Regions from separate parts of the Homo sapiens genome. Here regions 1, 2, 4 and 5 are each linked to region 3. A link is a contact called in ENCODE Hi-C or POLR2A ChIA-PET data. All regions are on one chromosome and are shown on one strand. The core of a region is the stretch at or near the end of the contact, and the rest is flanking DNA. Distances in the headings are between cores, read along the strand shown.

Region 1 (4,261 bases), core at 1,304-3,803, 370 kb before region 3:
CTTTTTGATTACTGCTCATACTCTTGTGGTAGGACTTTTTAAAATAATACTTTCTTCTTGTTGTTTTACGAGCCATTTGTAGATGAGTGATATATAGTGGTTTATTGGGGTGATTGGGGACAATGAGTTTTTGTTGTACCTTGCATTCAAGTATATTTACTTATGCCTATAAATCAGGTATTATCACCTCTCCTTTTTCAGATGTCAGTCCATCAACAGTGTATGCTCTTTACCATTTGCATTTCAAGAACCACTTGGAAACTTGGAAATAATCCTTTATTTTTGCTAGTCATGCCTCTGTCGTAATGTTCCAAGAGGCCTGGGCTGCTTTGGAGAGGCTTGTCTGGCTTTGCCTGCCCCCTGCCTCATTTAACTACAATAGAATAGCTCATAAGATGCTCTCTGCATAAGATTTTATTTGAAGGAAGGTATCTATATTTAACTTGGGAAACAAATAGCTTAGGTAGAATTATAAACGAGATGGTAATATTGCCAAATAAATGGGATACACCCTGCCCAGCTCCTTCCCATTCTGTCACACAGTGCATAGGAGCAGTTTTGTAATTAGTAAACTCTATGTGGCCATGATCTTTGGAATGGTATGTATGGGATATAACTTTTATTTCCATTAATATATATTTATGATTATGAAAGTCTTAGATATGGTAGCTGCGAGAGGTATCATTTTACTGGTTATTAGTCTTATTCATATTTGGATTAGAACTTTATGGATTTCCTTGGGCAATTAGGGAGATAACTTTTAATGGTTTACATTTTGCTCCTTGGAGTTATGATGTTACCCAGAAGTCTCAAAGCCCATCATGGGGGAGGGAGAAGCCAACTGAAATATACATGGCTCTGGCCCTAATAGCCATTTTAGTTGGAGGAGCTCCAGTTTTATCTGTTAAATTAGTGGGATTCTACAAAAAATTAGTTTGAAAGAAGATTCTGGGGGTAAAATAAAATTTGAAACCACTGGATTAGTAGAAAGATCTAGGAGTTAGAAGACTTATGTTCCAGTTTTGGCTGTCACATTAACTAGTTTTGTACTGTTAGATAAGTCACTTAACATATTTTTCTCAGTTTTTCACATATAAAACAGAACTAATTCGGTCTGCCTCACAGAGTTGTCCTTGGATAGTGGTCTTAAAAACTGGTGAATCAGTCTGGGCATGGTGGCTCACTCCTGTAATCCCAGCACTTTGAGAGGCCGAGATGGGAGGATCACCTGAGGTTAGGAGTTCAAGACCAGCCTGGCCAACATGGTGAAACCCCATCTCTACTAAAAATACAAAACTAGTCGGGCGTGGTGGCATGCACCTGTAATCCCAGCTACTTGGGAGGCTAAGGCAGGAGAATTGCTTGAATCCAGGAGGCGGAGGTTGCAGTCAGCCGAGATGGCGCCATTGCACTCCAGCCTGGGTGACGGAGTGAGACTCTGTCTCAAACAGCAACAGCAACAAACAACAACAACAACAAAAATAACCAAAAAACGATGAATCAAAATGTATTAAGTAATGAAGATATTGTTAATAATAGCAGCAATACTCCAATAACTGAGAAATTGAAAATGGCTTTGAATTTTGTTGTAGAATTTATCACAATAACGTATGGCTTTCTTTTTTCCAATTTTCTGTTATCTAGGCATGATTGTTTCTTTTTTAAATGTTTTATTTTTTGATATTTTATTTTTTATCATTTATTTATTTATTTATTTATTTTTGAGACGGAGTCTTGCTCTGTTGCCCAGGCTGGAGTACAGTGGCACGATCTTGGCTTATTGCAACCTCAGCCTCCTGGATTCAAGCAAATTCTCATGCCTCAGCTTCCCAAGTAGCTGGACTTACAGGCATACATCACCACGCCTGGCTAATTTTTGTATTGTTAGTAGAGCCGGGGTTTCACCATGTTGCCCAGGCTGATCTTGAACTCCTGACCTCAAGTGATTTGCCTGCCTTGGCTTCCCAAAGTGCTAAGATTACAGGTGTGAGGCATCACTCCTAGCCTGTTTCCTTATTTTTTTAATGTTAGATTTGTTGGCCACCTTCCTTAAAATTTCATTTCTAATGAAAGACAGTTTATGTATACTCATATACACAGCATATATAGTTGTGTGTATGTATTTTGAAAAACTTATATTGATTTTCTTTTACAGTTTCTAAGAACGTAAGTAGATAAATGAAGCTTAATTTGGAGAAAACTTTAACTTTCTCTGCCATTCCCAAGAGAAATCAAGCTCAGAATGCTTGCATTTATTTCCAGCCTTTGAAGGGCCAGAAAATTGTGCCTGAAAATTGGGTTAGCACATTTTCTGAATCTGACTGCTGTTAAGTTACTCTGTAGTTGGGTTGGATGCTATTTCCTGTCTTCTTTCCTTCAAGCAGAGAATATGCACTTCACATTTTTTAAGGAAACCATTCCTAGCTTGTATATTCATTTACATTCTACATCTTATGATTGCAAGGATACACATAAAGAGTAGGTCTTATTCAGAAAAGTCCTGGCAGTTGTCCCAGCCTTAAAGAGAACAAGCCTGTGCTCTTCCCTTTTACCTGATGGAATATCACTATGGCCTTTCTTTGAGGAGTTGATTAGCAAACTTGACTCAGAGAGGAAGTGAGAATAGCACATTGTGGTTAGGTGGTGCTGGCTGATTTTCTAGCTCTTGCACAGCATATGCCTCTTAAATATCAGGGGGAGTAAGCTGCTCTTGCATCATACCACCATGGTTGGATAGCCCAAGTTGCAATTTCAAGTATTGCTGGCCAGTTTCTGGTACGTAGTTATGGAAATATAGGAAAGCACAATTCTGTCTGACGAAGGAACATATATATCTGCTTGTGGAGTATTAAGTGTGAGATATGCCAGGTAGTATTTTCTATCTTTTGGAAGTTAAGAAAATTAAATACCTGAAAAGAAGTGTTCTTTTTTCTTATTTAAAGCTCTTTCTACTAAACACAAATATCCTTAGAACCAAGAATTCCATAGGAACTATGAAACCTAACTGGTCAAGTATTTTCTGGCATAGTAACATGTAGTTTTATTGCCCAAAGGCCCTCCTGGGAAAAATTTATATAGCTAGCAATCCCTTTGATAATCATACCAATAGCCATTTGTTAAGAGTACCGCTTAGCTGGGCACGGTGGCTTATGCCTGTAATCCCAGCACTTTGGGAGGCCAAGACTTGGGGGATTGCGTGAGGCCAGGAATTTGAGATTAGCCTAGTCAACATAGAGACCCTGTCTACAAAAATTACAATAATTAGCTGGGCATGGTGGCATGTACCTGTAGTCCCAGCTACTTGGGAGGCTGAGGTGGGAGGATTACTTGAGCCTAGGGAGTTGAGGCTGTAGTTGGCCATGATTGCATCACTGGCACTCCAGCCTACGTGACAGAGTGAGACTCTGTCTCAAAAAATAAAAATAGAAAAAGTACCTATTATATGCCAGTTCTTAAAAAATGTATTTTAAGGTAAATAAATGAAGACAAAGGTCATACAAGTTAGTAGCAGGGCCAGAGGGTTGAGTACAATTCTCCCTGGTGTAAAACTCATTTTCTTTCCCTATGTTCTCAGTGAAAAATCATTTATAAAATATATCTTTTACTTTTCAGAGTATAGTTTCTCTTGAAAACAATTTATGTGAAGTGAAACCTACTTGTATTTTTCATGGTGAAATTAGACATAATATCCCTAAAAATGAAAACCCAAAAGACAAAATATTTCAGGAAGAAAATTAAGGTTGGAGTTCTTGGAATTATATATCACCAAGATCAATTTGCCTTGCTTGAGGATTTTAGTATACACCTGTCAGTTTACTTTTTGGTTGTGTCATAGTCTTTAGTACAGGAATTTTTCTTTGCCCCCTTCCCCCCTCCCTTTTATTTTTGGAGACAGTCTTGCTCTGTCACCCAAGCTAGAGTGCAGTGGCGCGATCTCGACTCACTGCAACTTCTGCCTCCTGGGTTCAAGCAGTTCTCGTGCTTCAGCCTCTTGAGTAGCTGGGATTATAGGTGTGCACCACCACACCTGGCTAGTTTTTGTACTTTTAGTAGAGATGGGGTTTTGCCATGTTGGCCAGGCTGGTCTCAAACTCCTGGCCTCAAGTGGCCTGCCCACCTTGCCTCCCAAAGTGCTGGGATTACAGACATGAGCCACTGTGCCTGGCCTTTTTCTTGCCCATTGGTCACTGTTTTCCTCTTCACACTGCTGTACTCTACCCCCAGAACATTACGAGGATCTTATCAGTCCATGCCACCAGAA
Region 2 (4,175 bases), core at 442-2,941, 310 kb before region 3:
AGGTGATGCCTCACTAGTCCTCCTAATTAAAATTGAAAGGGATTTGATTTAAAGGCTATAATAAGAGAGTTTGAAACCCCTACCATTTGGACTTTTTCTTTACTCCAAGGGAGAGGGTTTTTAATCTAGGTAGGGATGAGGACCGACAGTATAGCGCTGGTGTCGACAAAGGCTCTGGTATTTTCCCCATTTATGGCTATTTCTACTTCTCCTAAAGCATTAGTTAGAAGTAGGGGGGAAACCCTCTCTGTTCCCTCAGAGCATCCCTATTCTGGTTTTTGAGTTGTTCTGGTGCCTTCCTCTGGGGCCCTTTGCCCCCTTTGTGCAAGCACCCGTTTAAGTTTTTTGCATTCTTTTTTTAAAATATTCTTTCTTTTTGCAATAGTGGCAAATTGCTTCCTCTTGGGGTCGCTTAGATCTCTGGGGACCATGGGACCCTTGCAAACTCCCAACTTGGTTTCTAAGTTGTTTTAGTTGTAAACTCATAATTTTAGAGACTGTTTCCTTTCCTTTCTTTCTTTTTTTTTTTTTTTTTTGAGACAGAGTCTCTTGCCTAGGCTGGAGTGCAATGGCGCGATCTTGGCTCACTGCAACTTCTGCCTTCTGGGTTCAAGCAAGATTCTCCTGCCTCAGCCTCCCGAGTAGCTGGGATTACAGGCATGCGCCACCACACCCAGCTAATTTTTTATTTTTAGTAGAGACAGGGTTTCACCATATTGGCCTCCCAAAATGCTGGGATTACAGGTGTGAGCCACCGTGCCTGGCCTCCTTTTCTTTCTTAATGATTGTGACAGCTAGGTCAGCTAGGGTTGATGTCAGCTAGGGTTGACTAAGTGACTGGTGGGCAAGGAAGCCCAAGCCACATTATTCCTCTTTATTAGGGTTGCTAACTCCTTATCTAAACCTTGCATAAACCCAGAATTTAGTAAGATGTCACTTACTTTCCCCAAGGGTATTCCTGAAAACTGTTTGAATGTCTTTTCAAACCTGATATAAAAGTCAGGCACAATTTTGTTTGGGCGTATTTTACATTGTTTCACCTTTGCCCAATCTGTAACCGTGGAGAATATCTGTGGTACAGTTTCACAGAGGCGATTGCAGAGCTCTCCATTTCTGTCTTCCAGCTGCATCTATTTTGTCAAAATCTTCTAAAGGCTGTTTCCAATCTGCTACTCTAAATCATTCTTCAGCTTTGTTCTGGGGACCAGTAACTCAATCAGCTGACACATGTCAGAGAACCCTGGATCATAAGTCTTAAGTGTTAATTGGAATTCCTTAGCAAACTTAAAGGGATCTTCAGTCGGACTGGGGAATCCAGGTACCAGGGCCTTTAACTCTGATTTGGTCCAGGGGCTATACATTATGTTAGGATCCCCTCTGCCTGTAGGTTTTACCCTAAAAGGAGCAACTACTCTATTATTTTATCCAGCTATTTCTGGTCCCCCTGTGGCTTGAGGCAAGGGAGTAGGGGAGGGAGAAGGAAAAATGAAATTGTCTGGACAAGGAAGTTCAGAGAGAGCAGAGGGTCAGGAGGAGCAGAAGGGGAGACAGTTTCTGGAGCCTTCCTGATTTTAGAAGTGGCGAGACAGTTTCAAAATTTTTTTTAACTTCCTAAAGAGAGGCAAGCTTATCGTTTCCTCTTTTTGATGATTCTAGATGCCACCTAAGTACGATTCCCATTCATTTTCTTTGATTCGGGAGCCTCAGTTTTCTAATCTAGCACACAAGAAAACCAATTTAGGGACATCAAAAGTTCCCCATTTTGGAAACCTTAGACCTAGGTCATCTTTAGTAAGATCTTCCTATTTACATAAATACTCGCAAGTCAAGGCACCATAATTATTAAACATAAACCCAGCTGTGGTGCCCACTGGGGACCGCTCTCCTTGCCTTTCCTCTCTTTTGGAGGGTTTATTTGCTATCTCTCTCTTTTTTTTTTTTTTAAGAGCAATTGACCTGTGGCCTAAGGCTTTTGTGTGGTGGATCAATATGTGCTGCTTGTGGGCAGCACTTTACAGTGTTTCAACACTGAGTCGTTTCTACCCTCTTACGTGTCTCAGTTTCTCTCTTCAGAGGTCTGTCACCTCTGAGAGGGCTCAAAACACCAGGCGACCAGCCCTTATATGCGTTTCCTGGACAAGCCTTCTTAATATTTGTTGGGGAGTTTCCTGTAGGGCCGCTGCATGTTGCGGAGAGTCAACCTCCCAGACACTCCCACGAGGCCCCTGGTCACCCAGGGGCGCCTTCCAGCTGGGAGGAGCAAAATGCCCTTTCTCTTCAAAGCTGAGGAACTCACTCTCTCATTTGCTTATGAAAAATAATAGTTCAGTTCCTCACGCAAAGTGCACACAGACAAGCCAATTGAGATTAATTTTGAGAGAAAAGGCAATGGAGAATGACTGTTTTGAATACACCTCTGAAACCAAAATTAAGATTTTAACCAACTTCCTAGGAGAAAAGAGAGAGAGAGAAAAAAAAAACAGCTCAGAATAAATCAAGGACCATCAACCAAAATGGGAGGTCCAGGACTCAGGAGGACTTACCAGTTTCACCAGAGGAGAAGCTAGAACTTGGTGAGGTTTCACTGGGCCCCTGCTAGTACCTTAGCTAGGGTTTTAGGCAACTCCTTCAGGGTCCTGAGTCTTCTCTGTGGCCCCACGTGTTTGGGCACCAGATTATTGTTGAAGAGTCAAACACTGTAAAATATTTGAAGAGATTTATTCTGAGCCAAATATGAGTGACCGTGGCCCGTGGCACAGCCCTCGGGAGGTCCTGAGAACATGTGCCCAAGGTGATCAGGGCACAGCTTGGTTTTATACATTTTAGGGAGGTATGAGACTTCGATCAAATACATTTAAGAAATACATTGGTTTGGTTCAGAAAGGCAGGACAACTCAAAGGCAGGAGGCGGGGAAGGGGACAGTAGGGGCAGGGAGGTACTTCCAGGCTATAGGTAAATTTAAACATTTTCTGGTGACAATTGGTTGAGTTTATCTAAGGACCTAGGATCCACAGAAAGGAAATGTCCAGGTTAAGGTAAAAGATTGTGGAGACCAAGGTTCTTTTGAAGTCTTATAGTAGCTGCCCTCAGAGACAATAGATGAAAAATATTTCCTATTCGGATCTTTAAAAGGTACTAGACTTTAGCTAATCTCTTCAGGATTGGGAGGACCTGGAAGAAAAAGATCTAGCTATGTTAATAGAGATTCTTTACAGATGCAGGTTTTCACCCTACAAAGGATGGCTTTGCAGGGACATTTTCAAGATATGGCAGAGAAACATGTTTTGGGATTAAATATTTTGATTTTTTTGCCTGTCTTATAATGTTATGCCAGAGTCTGATTGGAAAGTAAGTCATGACATATAGGGTTAAATAAAACCCATCTGATGAGAATTTATGGTTTGTAGGACATGACTCCCCAGATCTCTTAGATAGGAATTTGGGCAAGATTTAAAAAAAAAAAAAATGAGAGCTTAGTCCTCAATGGCTTTTCTGGGCTTTTATTCACAACACCTCTGACACCAAAAGTATAGGTTTTTTCTCCCCTGCATGCCAACCAATTCTCTGATTCTCTGAATACCAACTGGATGTTCTACAATTAAATTCTGATACTACCCAGAGTTAGTGGAGACCCCACAGGTCTTAACCCCATTTTGGATGCCAGTCAAAAGTATTGAGTCCCTGCCAGGCATGGTGGCTCACACCTGTAATCCTAGCACTTTGGAAGGCCGAGATGGGAGGATCACTTCAGCCCAAAAGTCAAGACCAGCCTGGGCAACATAGCAAGACCCCATCTCTACAAAAAATTTAAAAAATTAGCTGGGCATAGTGGCAGACACCTGTAGTTCTAGCTATTCAGGAGGCTGAGACAGGAGAATCACTTGAGCTCAGAATGTCTAGGCTGCAGTGATCCCTGATTGCACCACTGCACTCCACCCTGGGTGACAGAACAAGACCCTGTCTCTCTCTCTCTCTATATATATATATATGGTCCCCAGGTTACCCACACTTATATCTAGCTACAAATTGGGTAGTCTCATGATCCCTACCCCCCAGTTCAATAATATGCTAGAATGGCTCATGAAGTAAAGTTCTTTACTTACCAAGGTATGGAGGAGGAACTCCAAAAGCTTCCATGCCCTCTCCAGGTACACCACCCTTTCAGCACCTCAGT
Region 3 (4,423 bases), core at 244-2,743:
GTTTGTACTGCAGCCTCAAGTTCTTGGAAATAAAATAAGGATGTTGAGGTCCTGGTAAATGTGGTGGCCATTATTTTGCATCAGGCTCTGTGCTGAGCACTTTATATATTTTATCTTATGTCATTCTCATAAGCCAGTCTGTGATGCTATTATTATCCTTCTTTTATAGATTGGGAAACTGAGGCTTTAAAAAAGTAGCTTGCTCAAGGTCACACAGCTAATAAACCTGGTGACAGTCTGCTTTCTAGCCTAACCAGGCCCTGGTATACATACTTAGGAAAGTAAACATGGTAAATGCCCAGGGAGAGCCCACTCTTGGCCTGGCTTATGTCCTCCCCTGGGATCAGCACCCCTCACTCCACAGCACAGTTGCAGCTGAAGCTCTCAGGGCCAGCTAATTCTCTTCCCCTCTCTGGTTCTTACAGAAGGAAGGGGAAGAGTACAGAGAAGCAAGAGTAGGGTTAATTTTTGTGCAGGGACAGTTAAGACAGAGAGGAAGGGGCAGGGAAGAGATGGACAAGGGAGGGAGGCCTGGGAGCTTTTTATTATTTATTATAGCAGGGGAAAGAATGGGAGGTTTGTTTCTAAGCCATAAATACTCTCCTTTGATCCCTGTGTCTATCAGAGATAAATTAGTCACTCTTAGGCCTCAGAAATTAATGACTGTCCTAATGATCACCCTAAGTGACCTTGCAGCATTCCTAATTCTCACCACTCCCTGCAAAGTAGCTGTGTCAGGGTTTGGCAAGGTTTGGGGATGAGGCAGGACTGAGCGGGATGAAGGTGTAATTTCATTCCTCAGCCCCAGCCTCACTTTGCAGAGATGAAATTGGCCTCTACTCCTAAGGCCAGAGAACAGTCAGAACCAGATCCCAACTTCTGGGCTCTGCCCTCCCTGGCTTTGCTTCAAGCACAGGGATGGGGAGCACTGCGTAAGGAAGCTTCAGGGCCCTGTGGAATTCTGACCTGGGAGAGGGTGGATCCCCTAGGGGTGTGCAGGCCTGCGAGGGGCACCTGAAAGCAAGAGGGCATTTGGATCAGGTTAACATCTGACCTCTCAGCAGGCCCTGCCCATTCAGACTGGGGAAGAGCTTTGAAGTTTCCTTTGTGTGATGTTTTCATGGCCCTGATCCTACTGTACTGGAATTAGCCCGAGGCCCTGCCCCTTCCCTGGAGATTTGTTCCCCAACTGCAAAAGTCTTAGAAAAATACCGCAAGCTCCACCCACCATCCCCACACCACTGAATGCTTTTTCCTTAGGCTAAAATACCAGGGAGGAAAAGGCCTCAGAACCCCCACCAGGAGACATTCTGTGCGTGTTTACAGTTTCTCAAGTGGAAAGCAAGGACCCCTGGAACCAGATCTGAGGGCAGGTGCTTCCCAGATAAGCATGTTATGGGGTGGGGAGGATGGAGTAAGGGAGGGAGAAGCAAGATTGTCCCTGGAGGCTTCCCAAGCCACGGGCCAGGTCCAGAACAGCAAGGCTGTGGGTTCTGGCCAGAGAGAAGAGGAAGCTGGTGAAGCCAGGCCTTCCGGCCGTGCTCAGTGAGCAAACCATTGTGCCTAGTGTGGCCAAATATCCATCTCGGGGATCTCTCTCTGAGCACCAATGGCTTCTCCTATACTATTGCTCAAGTCCACCATAAAAGCAGTGTTTAAAAACGAAGGGAGAGGAAGACAAAAGAGAGGAAAGCGGAGAGAGAAACGGGAGGAGACGGAGAGAAGCAAGGAATCCCAAACTAGACTGCTAGATTCTGCTAGATTCGGCTTTTCAGAGTAAAGACTCTGAGCAATAGTGCCATCTTGTGGCTATGAGTAGGAATTACAATTAGTTTTCTCTCTCTCTCTCTCTCTCTCTCTCTCTCTCTCTCTCTCTCTCTCTCTCTCTCAATCTCTCTCCCCCCCTCCCTCCCTCCCTCTCTCTCTCTCTCTCTCTCTCTTTCTCTCCCCCTCCCTCCCTCCCTCTCTCTCTCTCTCTCTCTCTCTCTCTGTCGTCTACTCATGGTGTTTGCAACTGCAGGGGCACAAGCCATGGATTTTGTTTCCACCCGAGACAATTGCCTCTCCCCCGACACCTACACCCCAAACTACTCCAGACTCTGCACCCTCTTCTACACACCTCTGGGGTGAGTCCACATTTGCCCAGTAGAAATACCTGCTATCTGATGTTTGACTCAACTCTAAGACTCATTCAACAAATATTTATTGTGCTTTTATTATGTGCCAGGCACTGTCCTAAGATCTGCGGACCTGACTATAAATAAAAATGTCTCCTTTCATGCACTTTACATTTTAACTAGGGAGGCAAATATTAAACACATACATGTAAAATATAATGGGATGTAGTAACAAGTGCAATAAAGGAAAATAAGGCAGGGGATTCAGGGCTATTTCAGATAGGGTAATTGATGAGCTACAACTTTTTTTTTTTTTTTCAGAGATAAGGTCTTGGTGTGTTGCCCAGGCTGGTCTTGAACCCCTAGCCTTAAGCAGTCCTCCTGCCTCAGCCTTCCAAAGTGCTGGGATTACAGGTGTGAGCCACTGTGCCTGGTGCAGTCGCAACTTTTATCAGCACAGATATCTGCTAATATCTGTGCAAAGGCATAGATGAGGTGAGGGAGTAGGGCAGGTGAGTATCTGAGGGAAAAAGGACCTACAAACACAAAGACCAAAGCCGTCTGTCTGGATCTTCCCTGAGATGTGACTCCAGAGTAGCAGCCAAAGAATATGACACTCAGGAAGTCATCTAGGGTTCGAGGTGCTAAAGCCAACTTTTTTCTTTTTCCTTTTTTGAGACAAGGTCTTTCTCTGTTACCCAGGCTGGAATGCAGTGGCGCAAACACGGCTCACTGCAGCCTTGATCTCATGGACTCAATTGATCCTCCCACCTCAGCCTCCCTAGTAGCTGGGACTACAGGTGGGTGACCCCATGCCCGACTAATTTTTGTATTTTTTGTAGAGATGATTTTGCCATGTTGCCCAGCCTGGTCTTGAACTCCTGGACTCAAGTGATTCACCCGCCTTGGCCTCCCAAAGTGCTGGGATTGCAGGTGTGAGCCACCATACCCAGCCTAGAGCCAACATTTCTCTTTTTTTCTATGCTTAGCATCCAAAGCTATCTTTATCAAAATCCACCTGCTAAAGCCCCCGCTAGGACAGCATGTGGGGAGGCTCTAGGCCATTCTGGATTCAGGACCTTCTGGCTCCATTCTGAATACAAAAGCTGACTTTTGACGTGAGAAATCTGACACACTCTTCACTCTCTGAGCCCAGGATTTTCTTTGCCAAAGAGCTGGGCTTCTTTCTGTAGCCAGTGGTGATCCCACAAGCTTGCCTTTGCTTATATCAAAGACTCCAGATCTCCAGTTGAATGTCTCCACCAAGACATCAGAGTTGAAATTAAAAAGAGCATTTCTTTCAGAGAATAAGCCCAAGCTTTGGAGATCTGGTTTGTACCCAGTCCCTGTTCCAGGCCAGCCTGCTCTGTCCCTTGCTCATTTAATTTTCTAGGTTAACAAACAGAGCAAAGTTTCCAGGTGTGCTTGCAGAATATCACCTGGAACATTATTTGGAGGAGAGAGGCAGGGTGCTGAGCTTTTTCTGAAGCTTTTTCTGAAGGCTTATATTCTGTAGGTCAGGGAGCCAGTTACTTACAAGTAAAACTGTCCCCAACAAGATTGCTCTATCAGGGCCCATTTGGGGTTGGCTTTTCTAGCATATGAGTCTAGCATATGAATCAGGCCAGGTGTGGTGGCTCACACCGGTAATCCTAGTGCTTAGGGAGGCTAAAGGGAGCCGGTTGCTTGAGACCAGGGGTTTGAGATCAGCCTGGTCAACATAGTGAGACTCCATTGCTACAAAAAATTAAAAAATTACCCAGGCATGGTGGCACGTGCCTGTAGTCCTAGCTAATTGGGAGGCTGAGGCAGGAGGATTGCTTGAGCCCAGTAGTTCGAGGTTGCAGTGAGCCGTGATTGTGCCACTGTACTCCAGCCTGGGTGACAGAATGAGACCCTGTCTCTAAAAAAAATATAAAAATTAAAAAAAAAGTATGAATCAAGTATAGCCTGAGTGGACTCTGGGTGGACAAGGGGACTGGTTTCATCTGGTTACTTGACTCAGAAAGTCAAAAATAGGCTGGGCATGGTGGCTCACGCCTGTAATCCCAGCACTTTGGGAAGTCAGGGTGGATGGATCACTTGAGGTCAGGAGTTCAAGGCCAGCCTGGCCAACATGGTGAAACCCCATCTCTACTAGAAATACAAAAATTAGCTGGGTGTGGTGGCACGCCCCTGTAATCCCAGCTACTCAGGAGGCTGATGTGGGAGAATTGCTTGAACCTGGGAGGCAGAGGTTGCAGTGAGCCTAGATCGTGCCATTGCACTACAGCTTGGGTGACAGATTGAGACCCTGTCTCAAAAAA
Region 4 (4,123 bases), core at 873-3,372, 400 kb before region 3:
GGCTGAGGAACGAGAATCACTTGAACCCAGGAGGCGGAGGTTGCAGTGAGCCAAGATCACGCCATTCCACTCCAGCCTGGGTGACAGAGTGAGACCTTGTCTCAAACACACACACATACACACACACACACACACACACACACACACACACACACACGTGACCTTTGGCAGTGATTTTTTTTTTTTTTTTTGAGATGGAGTCTTACTCTTGTTGCCCAGGCTGGAGTGCAGTGGCTCTCACCGCAATCTCTGCCTCCCAGGTTCAAGCAATTCCCCTGCCTCAGCCTCCTGAGTAGCTGGGATTACAGGCATGCACCACCACGCCCAGCTAATTTTGTGTTTTTAGTAGAGACGGGGTTTCTCCATGTTGGTGAGGCTGGTCTTGAACTCCCGACCTCAGTTGATCCACCCGCCTGGGCCTCCCAAAGTGCTGGGATTACAGGAGTGAGCCACCGCACCCGGCCCCTTTGGCAGTGATTTAGTACAAGTCCCTAGTGATTGCCATTTCTTTCTCACCACCTCCCACAATGTTGATTTTCCATTTTTTCAGCCCGCTGTCAGTAAGAAGTAGCAAGAAGTAAATTGGCAGAAAAGCTATTATAAGCAAAAGGAAGATTCACTTAGCTAGTGATTCAAAGCATCACTATATGTCAGACTCATCTGAGGAGCTTAAAAAGAAATTAAGATGCCCAGACCCCATCTCAAAGTAAGTGGCTTTACTTTAATTTGAGTGAAGGAAGATTTCTTCTCTGAGGTGAGCTGAGCTTTGAATGACAAGAAGGAGGCAGCCCCAGGAAGATCTGGGGGCACAAAATACAGGCAGAGGGAGCAACCAAGGCAAGAAATTAGCCTTGTTAAGAATTTTAAGTGTAATGGGAAGCCATTAGAGGGTTTTAAACAAGGAAAGATGTGATGTGACTTATATTCTAATAGGATTGCCTTGATTCACCTATGGAGAATGGATTTCTGGGATCTCAGTACTGGGATACTGAGATCCCAGGGGGAAAATATCACTAAGGTTGGAATTGCTTTTCTGCACATTAAAAGCAATTCTCTTTTTCCTTGAAACCTCCATGTGATGTTAATTAGGTAAATGGGATTTCAAGGAAAAAAAAAATACAAAACAACAAAAAGAAAAACTGTTATCCTTCATTCTCTTAATAAGATGAGGTATTCAGAAATGAATGGAGCCAATATTAATATTCCACTCCAAAAAATAGTAGAAATGAGTTTACATGGACTTCTCACAATCTCCATTCCACATTTCCATCTCTGTTTCTCATTTATGACAGGTCCCTTCCTTTAAAAACTTTTTTTATTATAATATGTTCCAAAACTTGTTTGTCAAACCTAGGGATAACTAATAAAAATCAGTATTGTAGGGGGAAAAAAGTGAAAGCAGGAGGCCACTTACTGGGCTCTCACAGTGGTCCAGGTGAGATAACGGCATGGAAATAGAGGTAATTTTAAGGAAGTGAAGTGAGCAGGTAGAGTGTAGGTTTTGAATATGGGTGAGTTGCTTTGAGTTGACTTGGAAGGGATGTAGAGAATGAGAGAAAGTGAGGAATTGGGGGTAACACCTTGTTTTTTCTTGTAAGACTATGTTAGCATAATTTGGTAATTCTAGTCATTGTTAAAACAGTCTTATTGCAGTGTTGACTGTCTAACATACAACTTGAGTTTTCTGGTAGCTATAATTACCCCTTCCACTTGGGGAAAAATATGAAAGAAATCATTTAACATTTGGCAGTTAAGAAGATGTTGTTTGTGCTGAAGTAATTTTATTTTTAAAACTCTCAACTTACAGAGAGATGCACTTGAGATTACTGAACATAAATTTTTTATAGACTTTAAAAGAAAATCATTGTTTCTTATGATGTGCCCTTTCTTATGTATACTATACCCAATAAAATGATTTAAAGAGGAGGAGAGAAAAAGATGAGTGTCTTTGCAGATTCATTGACCCTGTGAGAATAGGGCTTTGGCACTGCTGAAGTCCTCAGCCTCTGACTAGTAGCTTGCCAGCACGCAGCCCCTGGTGTTGGACTTCGTTCAGCTGTTCAGGCTGTCTGTTTCTATTCTTGCAGACAGATGGGGTGCTTGAGAGGAAGCCAGGAAGCCAAGCCTTAAGAGGACTTGGAAGCAATTTTTGGATATAAATCCCTTGTCCTAAACTCAGGGCAACAGTGTATCCTGCCCAGCAGTGTTGAACTGCCTGTGTTTGTCTAGTATGTGTGTACTGGCTGGTTGGCTCTGGGCTTCATTCCATGTATGCCACTGCTCTATTGCCAAGATAAATGTAGAAGGCCTCTGGCCCAAGCCCTTCTTTAGTACTTAAAAAAAAAAAATTGTGGTAAAATACACATAACAAAATTTTACCATTTTAACCTTTTTTTTTTTTTTTTTTTTTTTTTTTTTTTTTTTTTGAGACAGAGTCTTGCTCTGTCACCCAGGCTGGAATGCAGTGGTGCAATCTTGGCTCACTGCAACCTCTACCTCCTGGGTTCAGGCGATTCTTCTGTCTCAGCCTCCCGAGTAGCTGGGACTACAGGTGTGCACCACCACGCCAGGCTAATTTTTGTATTTTTAGTAGAGATGGGGTGTCACCATATTGGCTTGGCCAGTATGGTCTTGAACTCCTGACCTCATGATCCACCCCCCTCAGCCTCCCAAAGTGCTGGGATTACAGGTGTGAGCCACTGCGCCCGGCCATTTCAGCAGTTTTTAAGTGTACAGTCCAGTGGTATTAAGTACAGCCCAGTGGTATTAAGTACAGATGGTTTTCTTTTTTAAGAGATGGCAGTCTTGCCACCCAGGCTGGAGTACAGTGGCATGATCATAGCTTACTGTAGCCTCAAGTCCTGGGCTCAAGCAGTCCTCCTGCCTCCACCTCCCAAAGCACTCGGATTACAGATGAGCCACTGCATCCAACCCATTCATGATGTTGTATAACCATCACCACTATTTGCAGATCTTTCTTTTTTAAATCCCAAACAGAAATTCAGTACACATTAAACAATAATTCCCAATTTCCATCTCTTCAGCCCCTGGTAACCTCTTTTCTACTTTTTTCTCTGTGTATTTGCCTATTCTAGGTACCTCATATAAATAGAACCACACAATATTTGTCCTTTTGTGTCTGGTTTATTTTACACATAGTGTCTTCAACTTTTATCGTTGTTGTAGTACATATCAGGATTTCATTCCTTTTAAAGGCTGAATAATATTCCATTGTGTACATATACCACATTTTGTTTATCCATTTATCTGTTGATGGATATTTGAGTTGTTTCCACCTTTTGGCTCTTGTGACTAATCTGCTGTGAACATGGGTATACAAATATCTATTTTAGTCTCTGTTTTTAATTCTTTTGGGTATATACTAGGAGTGGACTTGTTGGATCATACGGTAATTCTATGTTTTAACTTTTTAAGGAACTGACAAACTATTTTCTACAGCAGTTGCTCAATTTTACGGTTTTTTGCAGTACATGAAGTTTCCAGTTTCTGTACATCCTCACTAACACTTGTTAGTTTCTGGGTTTTTTTTTTTTTTCTTTTTTTTTTTTGATAGTTGTCATCCGAATGTATATAAAGTGGTATCTCATTTAGTTTTGAGTTGAAGTCCTTAATGATTAGAGATGTTGAACATCTTTTTATGTGCTTATTGGGTTTGCCCTTTTTGTTTGTTTTTTTGAGACAAGAGTCTTGCTCCATCTCCCAGGCCGGAGTGCAGTGGTGCAATCTTGGCTCACTGAAACCTCCGCCTCCCAAGTTCAAGTCATTCTCTTGCTCAGCATCCTGAGTAGCTGGGATTACAGGCACACACCACCACACCTGGCTAATTTTTGTATTTTTAGTAGAGACAGGGTTTCACCACTTTTGGCCAGGCTGGTCTTGAACGCCTGACCTCAGGCAATCTACCTGCCTTGGCCTCCCAAAGTGCTGGGATTACATGCGTGAGCCACGATGCCCGGCCAGGTTTGCCCATTTTCAAAAATCTTTTTTATTTTTCTTTCTTTTCTTTTTGTCTCTCTTTTTTCTTTTCTTTTCTTTTTTTTTTTTTTTTTTTCGAGACAGGGTCTTGCTCTATCGCCCAAGCTGGAGTGCAGTGGCACAATCT
Region 5 (3,956 bases), core at 326-2,825, 280 kb before region 3:
AAAATGGTGAAACCCTATCTCTACTAGAAATGCAAAAATTAGCCAGGCATGTTGGCATGCGCCTGTAGTCCCAGCTACTTGGGAGGCTAAGGCATGAGAATTGCTTGAACACAGCAGGCAGAGGTTGCTGTGAGCTGAGATGGCACTTCTTCACTCCAGCCTGGGCGACAGTGTGAGACTCTGTCTAAAAAAAAGAAAAAAAAAAAACAAAAAAACTCAAGATGAATTAAAGACTTAAATGTAAAACCCAAAACTGTAAAAACCCTAGAAGAAAATCTAGGCAGTACCATTCAGGGCATGGTCATGGGCAAAGATTTCATGACGAAATCACCAAAAGCAATTGAAACGAAAGCAAAAATTGACAAACGGGATCTAATTAAAGAGCAAATTCTTAATGAAATCTCATCTTAGTTGTTGATGTTGTTGTTCTTCCTCCTCCTTCTCCTACTCTTCTGCCTACCTCCCTCCCTCCCTCCTTCCCTTCCTTGCATTCTTAAGATATCAAAGTGCTACCATATAAGATATTTCAAGACCAGGCACGGTGGCTCACGCCCGTAATCCCAGCACTTTGGGAGGCCGAGGCAGGTGGATCACGAAGTCAGGAGATTGAGACCATCCTGGCTAACATAGTGAAACCCCATCTTTACTAAAAATACAAAAAATTAGCTGGGCATGGTGGCACACGCCTGTAGTCCCAGCTACTTGGGAGGCTGAGGCAGGTGAATTGCTTGAACCTGGGAGGCAGAGGATGCAGTGAGCCGAGATCACGCCACTGCACTCCAGCCTGGGCAACAGAGCGAAACTCCATCTAAAAAAAAAAAAAAAAAAATCAGTATCAAATGGTAATAGAAAATATCAAATATTGGTTCTAGCTTATCCTATTATTTAATACTTGGAGGGCAACCTTCTTACCAACCTAGGCATGATGACAGGCCTTGCTCTGCTCAACCTTGGAGTTTGTATTTGGTGATTCTATGCTTCGGCAGTCTGAAGAGACTTAGCTTTATGTGTGTACTGTTGGCTTTGTGAACCAGAAGAAATAGTGATTGAGACCAGTAAATAAAATAGGAAATGAAGAAACGATACCCTACATAGAAAATATTGGAAATATCAGAAGAATTAATATAATAACCTCTCTCTCCTCTTGCCTGAACCCAACTGTAAGGAGTGACACAATTTTTTGAGAACAGCCCCACAGGACATGGAATAAGACAGAGAAGGGAAGATAATGAATAGGAAAGGACAAATGGAAAATAATCAGCACAGTTTTCAGGAAAATATAAAATTTTAATTGGGGCCAGTGGTTCCTTAGGAAGGAAGTTGGGTGATCTTTTGCTACAGAGAAGCTATTTCTGGGATTCCAGGTCTCTTGAAGTAAAGGAGCAGTATCAATGATAATTGTAAGAAAGCCACAGAAAGTGTGGGAATGAGTGGTGAACACAGGTTTACTTATGAAGATGTTTTGAACTTCTCTGGCAGGCAATGTTCAGTGCTACTGGGTTTCTTATTTATTATTTAATTGCCCTTCAAGGAGCCATTGCCAATTTTAATGTCTGCCATATGTGTTCATTCTTGAGTGCTTGCTCTCCCTCTTCCTCTTTCTCTCTTTCTCTCCCCTCCTTCCGCTGTGGTTAAACACAGAAGACAGTTGCAGAGTTGTGGGTCAAAGGGTTATTTTAAGCATATGAAAGGACAGCCCAAACAGAGGATAGGCTTTATGGCCAAAGTTTGTGCTCAATAAAGAGTCCCTTTGAGCCGGGCGCCGTGGCTTACGCCTGTAATCCCAGCACTTTGGGAGGCCGAGGCGGGTGGATCACGAGGTCAGGAGATCGAGATCATCCTGGCTAACACGGTGAAACCCCTTCTCTACTAAAAATATAAAAAATTAGCCGGGCGTGGTGGTGGGTGCCTGTAGTCCCAGCTATTCAGGAGGCTGAGGCAGGAGAACGGCGTGAACCCGGGAGGCGGAGCTTGCAATGAGCCGAGATCGCGCCAGTGAGCGAGACTCTGTCTCAAAAAAAAAAAAAAACAAACAAAAAAACAAACAAGAGTCCCTTTGTGTCAACAAATGAAATTAAAAGAAAAATCTGGGGTAATAAGCTTTATGAAACATAGCCAGCTTTATGTGACTTTTTTTTTTTTTTTCTTTTTTGAGATGGAGTCTCAATCTGTCGCCCAGGCTGGAGTGCAGTGGCGCAGTCTTGGCTCACTGCAACCTCCCTCTCCCAGGTTCAAGTGATTCTCCTGCGTCAGCCTCCCAAGTAGCTGCGATTACAGGTGCACACCTATGTGGCCTTTTTGAATCAGTATTGGTTAGTGAAATTCTAAGGCATCCTTTCCCACTCTCACCCTCCATCCCCCAAATTTATCATTTTTAAAAGAAAACACAAGACATTAGAGCCAACATTGCCAATGTTGTATTATAATCCTAAATATGATCCATAAATTAGAGGATAAAGCGTTGTGAAAATTTTGCATGGGAAGTAGTATTACTGTAGAAAATATAGGACTGTTGTTTTATTTTATGTTGAATTTGTTCTAAATGGTTCTATTCAAGTATTTAATATGTGATAAGTCTTTTATTTTCTAGTTTAAGCATTTTGTCACTGTAGTATTGTTTTGCAGAAGAATTGCTCAGAACCTAGTTAAGGAGGTTTTTAAAATGGACAATAATACTCAAAGAGGTTATTTAGTGTGTAGATGGATAAAACCAAACATTTGCTTACTAACAGCCTTCAGTTATTCTGTAAACTAATAATCAATTATGCTCTCTAACCTTGCTAGGAAGTGAGTTAAAGCTAAAGCATTAAAGATTTAGGCTTGACCAGTAAGTTTCCTGAGGAGTGTTGAGTGGTTACCAGGGAAGGAGTTCATTAGGAATATGTGAGATGGCCTTGTCAGGAGGTGTTAGAGCTGGCTCGGTTTTTTTGTTGGTTTGGAGAGGGAATCCTCTCACGGATTTTGTCATAGGATTTTGTGGCTTTTTAACATTTGCACTTGGAGAGACAAAAATTTGAATATTTTGCCTTTGCTTTCCATTGTAATTTGGAATGGCTATTTAAACCGTTGAGTTTAATACACTGCTGTACTCCCCAGGATCACAAAGTACATGTTCTTGACAATGATGTGCTTGCTTATCTGCTAGCCACATTCTGACTCTACTCCATACTGCATCCTTTACTGAAAAGAAGCTAGTTTGATTCTTGACTCAGATACTTAAATACAGGAATTTTAGTCTTGTCATCTCTTATTTTTATCACCAGTTAAGCCCAAGATGACCATGAAAACAGTAACAAGTGTTTCAGATTGCTCTTGTACCTTCTGCCTCTGGCTTGATAAGCATCACATCTGCCTGCCTGCCTTCCTTTCTTTTCTTTTCTTTTTCCTTTTCCTTTCCCTTTCCCTTTCCCTTCTTTTCTTGAGACAGGGTCTTACTCTATTGCCAAGGCTAGAGTCCAGTGGCATGATCTTGGCTCACTGCAACCTTGACCTCCCAGGCTCAAGCAATCCTTCCGCCTCAGCCTCCTAAGTAGCTGGGACTACAGGCACATGCCACCATGCCCAGCTTATTTTTATACTTTTTTTAGAGATGGGGTTTCGCCATGTTGCCCAGGCTGGTCTGAAACTCCTGGGCTCAAGCAATTCACCTGCCTCAGCCTCCCAAAGTGCTGGGATTACAGGCATGAGCCACCACCCCTAGCCCACATCTGCATTTCTAAATACACACACACACACACAAACACACACACACACACATTTTTTTTTTTTTAGACAGTCTCGCTCTGTTGCCCAGGCTGGAGTGCAATAGCGTGATCTTGGCTCACTGCAACCTCTGCCTCCTGGGTTCAAGCAATTCTCCTGCCTCAGCCTCCTGAGTAGCTGGGATTACAGGTGCCCACCACCAAGCCTGGCTAATTTTTGTATTTTTAATAAAGATGGGGTTTCACCATGTTGGT

What was found. Hi-C counts contacts between places; a loop is a spot of excess contacts on that map. ChIA-PET counts read pairs that join two places held with the same protein, here RNA polymerase II (POLR2A). Pooled maps may share reads with other maps.
Region 1: a map with no recorded cell type shows a loop between it and region 3 (7-fold over the local background). The contact joins two enhancer-like sites. A Hi-C loop is called at or near these places in 3 of 37 single-sample maps with no recorded cell type and 9 of 50 pooled maps. POLR2A ChIA-PET finds 5 or more read pairs at or near these places in 2 of 52 experiments (MCF 10A and OCI-LY7).
Region 2: a loop to region 3 is called in a map with no recorded cell type, with 8 times the contacts of the local background. The contact joins two enhancer-like sites. A Hi-C loop is called at or near these places in 6 of 37 single-sample maps with no recorded cell type and 3 of 50 pooled maps.
Region 4: a map of dorsolateral prefrontal cortex shows a loop between it and region 3 (5-fold over the local background). The contact joins two enhancer-like sites. A Hi-C loop is called at or near these places in 3 of 168 maps with a recorded cell type or tissue (IMR-90, dorsolateral prefrontal cortex and sigmoid colon) and 12 of 50 pooled maps. POLR2A ChIA-PET finds 5 or more read pairs at or near these places in 4 of 52 experiments (AG04449, HEK293, OCI-LY7 and 1 more).
Region 5: a loop to region 3 is called in a map with no recorded cell type, with 3 times the contacts of the local background. The contact joins two enhancer-like sites. A Hi-C loop is called at or near these places in 1 of 168 maps with a recorded cell type or tissue (heart left ventricle), 3 of 37 single-sample maps with no recorded cell type and 3 of 50 pooled maps.

Annotation. Positions count from the first base shown.
Region 1 is chr2:62,036,843-62,041,103 of GRCh38, forward strand. All of the region lies in intron 2 of COMMD1 (copper metabolism domain containing 1), which reads left to right. Among named protein-coding and RNA genes, the nearest start is that of COMMD1, 130 kb to the left of the region's middle. Within about 2 kb of position 2,554, at least 5 of the 41 ENCODE cell types and tissues checked have a DNase peak (open chromatin) inside an H3K27ac peak, as active enhancers do.
Region 2 is chr2:62,097,645-62,101,819 of GRCh38, forward strand. All of the region lies in intron 2 of COMMD1 (copper metabolism domain containing 1), which reads left to right. Among named protein-coding and RNA genes, the nearest start is that of B3GNT2, 96 kb to the right of the region's middle. RefSeq lists an enhancer at 1,817-2,106. Within about 2 kb of position 1,692, at least 3 of the 41 ENCODE cell types and tissues checked have a DNase peak (open chromatin) inside an H3K27ac peak, as active enhancers do.
Region 3 is chr2:62,410,463-62,414,885 of GRCh38, forward strand. No RefSeq gene overlaps it. Among named protein-coding and RNA genes, the nearest start is that of TMEM17, 94 kb to the right of the region's middle. RefSeq lists enhancers at 512-1,271, 1,543-1,732. Within about 2 kb of position 1,494, at least 26 of the 41 ENCODE cell types and tissues checked have a DNase peak (open chromatin) inside an H3K27ac peak, as active enhancers do; they include dorsolateral prefrontal cortex, where a contact is called at or near this core.
Region 4 is chr2:62,012,154-62,016,276 of GRCh38, forward strand. The region is part of intron 2 of COMMD1 (copper metabolism domain containing 1); the gene reads left to right. Among named protein-coding and RNA genes, the nearest start is that of COMMD1, 110 kb to the left of the region's middle. Within about 2 kb of position 2,123, at least 14 of the 41 ENCODE cell types and tissues checked have a DNase peak (open chromatin) inside an H3K27ac peak, as active enhancers do; they include dorsolateral prefrontal cortex, where a contact is called at or near this core.
Region 5 is chr2:62,128,141-62,132,096 of GRCh38, forward strand. The region is part of intron 2 of COMMD1 (copper metabolism domain containing 1); the gene reads left to right. Among named protein-coding and RNA genes, the nearest start is that of B3GNT2, 66 kb to the right of the region's middle. RefSeq lists a silencer at 1,460-1,660 and an enhancer at 1,511-1,560. Within about 2 kb of position 1,576, at least 3 of the 41 ENCODE cell types and tissues checked have a DNase peak (open chromatin) inside an H3K27ac peak, as active enhancers do.